3 separate regions of the Homo sapiens genome follow, and all the other regions are linked to region 1. A link is a contact called in ENCODE Hi-C or POLR2A ChIA-PET data. All regions are on one chromosome and are shown on one strand. Each heading gives the region's core, a stretch centred on a gene start or an enhancer-like site at or near the end of the contact. The rest is flanking DNA. Distances are from core to core; before and after follow the strand shown.

What was found. Hi-C counts contacts between places; a loop is a spot of excess contacts on that map. ChIA-PET counts read pairs that join two places held with the same protein, here RNA polymerase II (POLR2A). Pooled maps may share reads with other maps.
Region 2: a map with no recorded cell type shows a loop between it and region 1 (2.7-fold over the local background). The contact joins the promoter of LINC02420 here to the promoter of IFNG in region 1. A Hi-C loop is called at or near these places in 2 of 37 single-sample maps with no recorded cell type and 5 of 50 pooled maps.
Region 3: POLR2A ChIA-PET joins it to region 1 with 31 read pairs in activated CD8-positive, alpha-beta memory T cell. The contact joins the promoter of LINC02408 here to the promoter of IFNG in region 1. POLR2A ChIA-PET finds 5 or more read pairs at or near these places in 2 of 52 experiments (A673 and activated CD8-positive, alpha-beta memory T cell).

Annotation. Positions count from the first base shown.
Region 1 is chr12:68,158,208-68,161,378 of GRCh38, forward strand. IFNG (interferon gamma) reads right to left here and starts at 1,533. Exons shown (of 4, transcript NM_000619.3): 1 at 1,295-1,533; 2 at 1-52. The coding sequence starts at 1,408.
Region 2 is chr12:67,441,014-67,444,184 of GRCh38, forward strand. LINC02420 (long intergenic non-protein coding RNA 2420) reads right to left here and starts at 1,546. Exons shown (of 2, transcript NR_146500.1): 1 at 1,281-1,546; 2 at 1-459. All of the region lies in intron 3 of LOC105369812 (a long non-coding RNA gene), which reads left to right.
Region 3 is chr12:67,518,526-67,521,696 of GRCh38, forward strand. LINC02408 (long intergenic non-protein coding RNA 2408) reads left to right here and starts at 1,557. Exons shown (of 3, transcript NR_103861.1): 1 at 1,557-1,667. RefSeq lists an enhancer at 1,218-1,883.

The sequences.
Region 1 (3,171 bases), core at 283-2,782:
AAATGCCTAAGAAAAGAGTTCCATTATCCGCTACATCTGAATGACCTGCATTCTAAAAAAAAAAAAAGAAAAAATTGGTTTACAATTAGCCCATAAATTGCCTTAAAAATATATTTCAAGTTTCATTGAACTCAGATGTGACAATATTCACTGATTTCCTTTTCAACTCTTCTGCTTAGTTCTAACAATAAGTATTCCCAAAAGGCTTATGTGAGATATAGACAAAGACTATTATGTTCTTTTAGCTTTTTTATTTCCCAATATAACCATTAAATTGCAATGTCACAAATGAGCTCAACAAAGCTGATACTCCAAAGGTCCCAAAAACTATAGTAAGCTAAAGAAAGTATTTTCAAGCTAGGCTAAAAAATACAAAAACAAAAAACAGCAAAGCCACCCCACTATAAAATACTGCCCCCCAATGGTACAGGTTTCTATTACATCTACTGTGCCTTCCTGTAGGGTATTATTATACGAGCTTTAAAAGATAGTTCCAAACATGTGCGAGTGTGTGTGTGTGTGTGTGTGTGTGTGTGATTTGATTTTGTGTTGTAAGAATAAAATCAATTGTGAATGTCTGAATATTATTATGACAGCTATAATTATAACAGCTAAGTTTTAAACAAATAATGAAATATTTAAAATGTAAAAACTTTTCATTAACCATCAATAAAATTTTAAAAGAAACTCAAAAAATTCACTTAAAATTTTTAAACATTCCTTAGCCAGAATCATAATTCTTCCAAAATCCCAGTGAGCAACGAAGTTCCGGAATACTTCACAAGTAATATAGATAGAGAAGCAGAATGTTGAAATCACTTTTTGGAGAAAATCACCTATCAGTTATTTTTTTAAGCCAAAGCTTTAAGGACCTTTTTGACTTTAATTTGTAAACATTTCCTATTACCTTTTTAATGCTAATCTTGACCTTAGAGTCTGAGAAGTCAAAAACTAATAACCAATCATTTTTTTCAATCTGCATACTCCTTGACTATCACAACTGAATGAGTTCCCACCACAAAATTATTAACATCATTATGCTTCATACCCATATTATGCCCATCTTTTGGAAAATTCATAAATCCCTTTTAAGTCTCTATACAAACTGAGCAGAAGGTTAAAACAATATCTAGATTATTTAGTCAAGGAACTCATCTAGTCAATAATTAACAAAATAACACCAAATCTCAAAATGACTGCCTACAAGAGATGACAGCCTATCAGAGATGCTACAGCAAGTCGATATTCAGTCATTTTCAACCACAAACAAGTACTATTAAAAAGTCATACTTACAAAATATTTCTTAAGGTTTTCTGCTTCTTTTACATATGGGTCCTGGCAGTAACAGCCAAGAGAACCCAAAACGATGCAGAGCTGAAAAGCCAAGATATAACTTGTATATTTCATCGTTTCCGAGAGAATTAAGCCAAAGAAGTTGAAATCAGTAGTTCTTGTATCAAGCTGATCAGGTCCAAAGGACTTAACTGATCTTTCTCTTCTAATAGCTGATCTTCAGATGATCAGAACAATGTGCTGCACCTCCTCTGGCTGCTGGTATTTATACCTAATTGAAGTCTCCTGAGGATTACGTATTTTCACAAGTTTTTTAAGATGAGATGGTGACAGATAGGCAGGGATGATAGTTTGTATTAATAACTAAGGTTTTGTGGCATTTGGGTGTTGTAGTTAGAGTTTCCTTTAGACTCCTTGGGTCCTTTGACGATGAGACAGACCCATTATGCCCACCTGTGCCATTCTGGTGGGATTCTTTGAAGGCACTTTTACTTCACACCATTCAAGGACTGGAAATTTTTTTGTACCTCCCCACTTCGCCCTGGTAAAATGTTGACTCTTCATTCACAAAGCACATTGATCATTTGCTTGTGGTTGGGAACAAGTGAAAAACGAAATTCTAGGGCCTCTCAAACCTTTACAAAGGGGCAGCCTTTTAAAATTTTTCTTGCAAATGACCAGAAAGCAAGGAAAGAATGCGGTTAAAAGAACAATTTGGTGAGGAAGTCCTTCATCAGAGTTGGTTAGTAAAATATCTACCACAAGTTTCAAATTGCTCTAGATCAGCACTGCCCAGTAGAAATACAATACAAGCCACACAGGTAAATTTAAATGATCTAGTAGCCTCATTAATAAAAGTTTTTTTAAAAGGTAAATATAATTTTAAAATATATTGTATTTAAACCAATATATCCCAAATAGTACTTCAGTATGCATCAATATACTACATTGTTAATAAGGTATTTGACATTCTTTTTGTCATATTAAATCCTTGAAATACAGTGTAGAGAATATTCCCAGGGGGAGTTCCAGACGCAGTGGCTCACACCTGTAATCCCAGCACTTTGGGAGGTTGAGGCGGGTGGATCACAAGGTCAGGAGTTTGAGACCAGCCTAGCCAATATGGTGAAACCCCATCTCTACTAAAAATACAAAAAAATTAGCCAGGCATGGTGGTGTATGCCTGTAATCTCAGCTACTAGGGAGGCTGAGGCAGGAGAATGGCTTGAACCCAGAAGGTGGAGGTTGCAGTGAGCCGAGATCGCGCCACTACACTCCAGCCTAGGTGACAGAGTAAGATTCCGTCTCAAAAAAAAAAAAAGAAAAAAAGAAAAAAGGAAAGAAATACAGTGTATATTTTAAGCCTACGGTGCATCTCAATTTGGTCTAGTCGTATTTCAAACGCTTAATGGGCACATACTGCTAGGTGCTACTATATTGAACAGCATAGCTCTAAACAATTTATTGTTCCAAATAATCAGTACTAACAGAGAATCTTTTTAACTTTTTATTTCTTTGTCTTTCAGATACAAAAAAAAATAGGATTCTTTCTCCTCCTTTGTAATTTATTTATGAAGTACAACACTTTGGGATGGCACAAAAAGCCCTCCACTCTTTGGTTCAAACCCACTTTGCATTTCTACCTGTACTGTGTACATAACAGTATTGCAGTTATGGGGCAAACTTGATTCCTGACTCCTCTACTATCTAGCTATATGATTGTGAGTTAGCTTCTTAAATCTTCTATGACTCAGTCTCCTTACCTGTAAAACTGGCTTGATAATAGTATCTTCTTCCATGCTTCAGTTGAAAATTAAATCAGGTAATCCTCATAAAGTGCTAGGAATTTTTCCTGGCATATAGTAATCACTAATAAA
Region 2 (3,171 bases), core at 296-2,795, 720 kb before region 1:
TTTTTATTATCTTTTTTTTTTTCCAGTCGAGAAGCCTGAGCCTCAGAGGGGTAAGTGACTCCTCTCATTTATGCTGCTGGCGTCTGGTGAGGCTTAGTCTCGGCATTCAGGTGTGCAGATGGTTATGTGTGTGGTGGGGAGTAGAAGTCTCTTCTTAATGTTCTGCTGACTGCTCAGTATTTTATGATGAGCCCAAGTCATTTGTCTTGCATCAGTTTTTCCTCCCTTGCTCTAATGCTTCTCTTTAGATAGAGCAAATGTATTCTTTTGTTCACCAGCTGGTCCTTTTACCTTTGAGGAGGTAAAAGAAGTAGGTTTCCAGCAGGGGAAGAGGGAGTATGAATGAAGGTCATGGGAGCATAGAGCAGGAAGAAATGGTCCCAGAGGAGTTGCCTAGTGGCCACCTAGGATGAGAGGCAGATTCGTTGAATCTGTCTTCGATGTAAGGTGATGCTGTGCCTACGGGGATGAAAGAAATGGCAGTGAGGGTGAGCAGCTTCCCAGAATACACCTGGGCCCCGTGCTCATGGTCACTTGTTGGTTGGAGCCACATCTGGGTCTGAGATTCAGGCTGGACACAAGATTGCTGTGATGGATGTACTTTCATTTCATCACATCCTATTTGTATCACAGCAATATCAAGAAAATGAACACACAAAGCTAGATCACCATGGAGAGAAGGCAGTTTAGATGTATTTGTTTTTTCCCCCTGTATTTTTAATGTTTTGCTTGATTTCTCATCATTTGAAGTTGCTCCTCTGATGTTACAGAGATAACATTTGCCTGATGATCTCAGCTAGAAAGTGGTCACAGGAGTAGCATTCCACAGGACACTGAGCATTCGCTCTTGGGAGCACATCGTTTGTATAAGGGCAAAGGAAAAGAAAGGGCAGCCAAGGCTGGGGCGGAAACGCAGCGCCCTCACCTTCGAGAAGGAAGCATGGGGAAGGCGCCCTCTTGTGGAACTCGGCTCACTGTCTAATCTGCCTGGTAACAGGCGCTCTTTATACCAACGGATATATTTTTCCCCATGGATTTGTGTTTGAAGGTATTCTTAGAAAATTTTGAGTACAACTCTCGGCTGCTTTTCATATCCACCAAGAACTGACAATCTGAAGTCAATGTGAAATTCAAAAGGTGGCATTTTTTTAAGAGAGCCAGATTAACTGTGAATTATCTCCCAAATTGGCATGTTGGGTAATTATTTTCATATTTTGGTGCAGAGCCTTTCAAAATATGGGTTTTGCAATTACGTTAAAAAAAAAACCTACTTCTCTCACCTGTGTAGGATTTAAGCAAAGCCCAGGCAGTTTGAGGTTATTTTTAGTCCTGATTAATTATTCAGCCAAGATAATTCCAAGTTCAGCAGCTTATTTGGAAGAGACATGACAGCTGGGCTCTCAAGTCAGCCTCAGGTCAAAGCCGACATCTTCATAGCAAAACCGTGCTCTCCCCACATTTTGGGGAGAGGGCAGCGGGTTGCATTTTCTGTGGCACTGGTGTCAGCTTTGCCAGCCTGGAGCCGGTGAGTGGAGGGAGAAACTGCTGATTCGGGGGCCTTCAGACATGGCCGATTTCACAGCAGCGAAAATAGGTCACTAATGACACGTGGCAATGAGCCAATAAACTGTGGCCAGGAGCTCCGAACGGTCTGCTGGTGGCAAGATACATTTCACTAGAACTCCAGGAAGAAAGCAATCTGCTTTCATTTGTTTAAAACAACCATAGGGTTGCAGAACTCAGAGGCCAAGATTGTTATCTCTCTCCCCCTTACCTTTATATTCCTAAACGTTCAAGTTTATTGTTTCAGTTTATCCCTTTTCCCATGCACTGAAATAACTGTGGCGCTCTTGCTTCTTTTTTGAATAGTCAAGCTGATATGATTCTTTTTTCCCCTCAAGTGCCAGGGGGGAGAATGAAGATGATATGGTTTGGCTTTGTGTCCCCACCTGAATCTCATCTTGAATTGTAATCCCCACGTGTGGAGGGAGGGTCCTGATGGGAGGTGATTGGGGGCTATTGGGAGGATCATGAGGACGGTTTCCCCCATGCTGTTCTCGTGATAGTGAGGGAGGGCTCGCGAGATCTGATGGTTTACAAGCGGCAGTTTCCCCTGCGGCTCTTTTTCCTGCTGCCATGCAAGAGGTACCTTGCTTCTCCTTTGCATTCTGCCACAATTGTAAGTTTCCAGAGGCCTCCCAGCCATGTGGAACTGTGGGTCAATTAAACCTTTTTTCTTCATAAGTTACTCAGTCCCGGGTGTGTCTTCATAGCAATGTGAGAACAGACTAATACAGGAGACAATGATGATATTATCCTTTCTGAATCCCTCTGTGTTGATGCTGATGTGGCTCTAGTCGGTTTAGTCCATACCATACTGATCTTCATAAAACCGTCTCTGTGATTTGGGAGCAGTGTCATGTGTTGCTATTATGTGAGAAAATAGTATTTTTACTTCATTTTGGGTAGTCACTCTGGATTGATGTTTCATGTTAATCTCCTAAAAGAAGAAGGGGGGATTGTAGAGAAGAAGGCTGGGAATGGCTAATCACCTTCCATATAGGCCTGGTGTGATTCAGAACAGAGCTTAGACCAGAGATTCCCAAACCAAAGTGAGCCTCAGCATTCCTGGGAGGTCCTGTTAAAACCTAGGTGGCTGGGCCTCACTCTCTTATTCTGATTCAGTAGGTTTGTACGAAGAGCCCAAGAATGTGCATTTCTAACAAGTTTCCAGGTGATGCTTGTATTGCTGATTCAGGGACCTGCATAAACCTGAAGTGCTGGCTTAGGTAGGTCAGCAGTAGCCTCAGCACTGCCCCACATAAGCAATTTCCCCATCCTAGAACTTCCTCCACACTGCAGACAGTTTAAGAGTAGAGACCATTTCTCATTCATCTTTGAATTTCCAGACTCCAGCACAGTGCTTGACACAGATGTGTTAAATAGTTGTTGAATGAATTAATGACTGAACTCTATCAGCTGATCTTCTTAGAATTTCTTACTTGAAGTGGGTAATCAGAGATGTTTTACTGAAACTCTGGAATTACCTTAAATAGGATATTGGTTGCATTGAATGTAAATGACGAAATCACTGAAATTAATATTTTAAAAGACAATGGGCTGGGTGCGGTGGCTCACACCTGTGATCCCAGCACTTTGGGAGGTGGGGTG
Region 3 (3,171 bases), core at 307-2,806, 640 kb before region 1:
ATTGCAGTGAGCCGAGATCGTGCCACTGCAGTCCAGCCTGGCAACAGCGAGACTCCTTCTCAAAAAAAAAAAAAAAAAAAAAAAGCAACAAAACCAATAAAATTCACAATTATATATTGATGAAATGTGACAAGCATTGTTTAGTGAATTTAACTGTTGCTCATTGCTATGGTGCAGATATGTTGCCTTCTTGGTGCCAGTAGGACCAGTGCTGTGAGCTCACTCAGTTCCTATACCACTTTTCTCTGTTCTAAACTCTTAGGACATTTATGTGCACAACCTGAAGGCATCCTGGGCTTTCACTTGGCATAAACACTTCCTTTATATCAACTCTGATTTCCTTCTATTTTCTCTAGCTCATGACACTTCAAGTAGTACCATCTGGTACCAATTGTAATCATAAACACAGATTATGAATTGAGTTCCCAAACTGAATCCAAATAGATCTTTCAGCTGATCCGTAATATGGCTATATTAATTTTTAAATTGATTGAAAGGTAAACAGAAATGTAATAATGTTCCACAGAGAACTTCCAAACCTAGAAGACTTATCATCACACTCCTGTCATTTTGAGAAACACTGATTTATTGAATGCCTCACTTATACCAGGTAACTGAGCTGGAGCCACTTACCCCCTGTAACAACATATCATTCCCATTTCTCAGATGAGGTAGCCGAGGTTTGTAGAGGTTATGAAATGTGATGAAGAACATGGAGCTGTCAGGTGAAGGAGCTGTGATTCGAATCCTGGTCTCTGCCATTCCAAAGCCAGTGTCCTTGGACCATGATCTCACGTGGCCTTCCACAACTTCTTACAAAGTGTTCTTCTCCCATGTGGGGTTTAGCATGTTTATACTGACTGAGACCAGAGTTAGAGATAAATGATTGGTTTTTTCCCTTTAGAGAAAGCCTAGCGTTTGTCATTTATGGTGTATTTATTTGCTTATGAAAATAACCTAATGAGGATGGACCCTTTAAGATATTTCAGTAGATCTGGCAGTAGCCCAGGTGATTGGCAGTAGCTTGCCAGCTATTAAATCATTCTGAATATATGAAGAATTGTCATTTTCTTCTCAAAAGGGCTTTGTCACGTGGTGTAATCCCTGCACACACATTGGCATAAGCAGGAGCTGTCTCTGTGCAAATCCATTCTTGGAACCAATCATATTAACTTGATATTTCATGTTTTGGCCCAATACCATAAACTGGCACAAATAACACTAACCTTGCCACGCACTAAAGATTGGAATAATAAATCAGCCAGCCTGTAATTATATTGGGAGAGCCAGCTTTATTCTTTAGTGAGCAGATTGATGTATCTGTTTAGACTGGTTGCCTTTAGGGCTCTCTGGGAACCTGGTCTGACTTTCTAGTGCCCAGGCAGGCACTGCCCCAGATCACTGCATATATAGGTGAGTTCCCGCTGTGCAGGTCTGTCAGGACCAAACTGGTTTCCAAACCTGGCTGGCTTCTCCGCAAGGTGCATAGCTGTCAAAAGTGAAACAAAGCGAAGGGCTTGGGATGCCAGAAAGACAAAAGCTCATCCATCAGGCTCAGCAGGAAAGGCAGGGGAGGCAGCGGCGGGAAGCCTTCCTTAGCTGTGTGATCCTAGATGGCTGTTAACTTAGCATTTGAGGACTGTCTCAGATAGACACAATTGGACCAGGTAATTCCTTTGTCTGAATTCATGTCATTTCTTCAGCAATGGCAGAAAGGACTTGAAGCAGCAGGTCTAAGTGGGCAAAATAAGACAAAATAAGTGGGCAAAATACTGACTGGGACCAGGGCTAGAGATAAATGATTTTTTTTTTCCTTTAGAGAAAACCTAGCATTTGTCATTTATGATGTATTTATTTGCTTATGAAAATAACCTGATGAGGATGGACCCTTTAAGATAGTACAGTGGATTTGGCAGTAGACCAGGTGGTTGACACCTGGTATGACAAAATAATGTAGCAAAAACATTTCATATAGGGGGAAATATTCCCTGTCTGTTGTCTTGCTTGCTTCCAAGACAGTATGAAGAAGATTATATGAAATATTAATGAGGAGACGGGTAAGTCGGTGAAAGAAGGGGCCTACTCCTGAATCCTGCCATTAAAATTTGCAGATTAATTCCATTGGAATTTAAAACGTATCGTTGCATTGTGGCATCAAGTGTGAAGAGGTCCCGCCTGGATATATGTTCCTTGCCTGATTCCTGAATGGCTTAATTTGGCTTTGCCTGTCTGACTCATATGCCTTCCCCACATTAAATTGGATGGTTTATTTTCTGAGATCAAGTGGGCTATTTTGGCTTCATGGCTGTATCTCTTTGCTTTTGTGGTTTTCTCTGCTGGGAATCCTCTAACTGAGTCCTCACATGCCTGGTGGCTTTTGGGTGCTCTGGTCCCAGTGTTCAAATTGCCTCTTCTCAGAGAAAGGCTTTTCCCCAACTCTCTCTGCTCCTAATCACTCTGTTGCATGTCTTTGTTTAATACTTTAATACTCTAGGATTATGTCATTTATTTCCTTGTCTATTTTCTGTCCCCACCTTCACATGTATGGGTCTTGTTTTCCACAGTATCTTCAGTGCTTAGGACAGTATCAAGTACACAGTGGGCATCCACTAAATATCTCCTCTTATGTAGTGAGCCCTCCTAGAGCACTAACCATGTTGCCAGACACCATCCTGAAAGCTTTATGAATATTAATTCATTTAATCCTTGCAACAAGCCTAGGAGGTAAGTCCTATGTTTGTCTCTATTTTATAGATGGAGAAACTGTTAAGTGACTCTAGAGTCCATTCTCTGAATGACTGCCTTAGGTTGCCTCTCTAGTATTTTTGTGGAGTAAGTGAATGAATGTCTGTCATCATCATTACCTAAGAACTCTTAGAATAATATAAGTTCTAAGTTCAATAGACATAAATATCATGATTCTAAAAATAGAAGTCTTAAATATATAAAAGATATCATGCAAGGTTAAGAGTCACTAGATTCAAGACATCACGGTCGTAAGGGGTAATGGGTATGCAGTCTCATTCTTGGTTTCTAATTCTCCAGAGCTTGTAGGCAGACAGTAGGTTAAATCCTGGGATGATACTGACCGTGAAAGGCAAATATTTTTCTTTAAGTTGCCACAGGCACTGAAAGATTAATCAAATGGCTGGAGAATGCAGGGAAACTCAA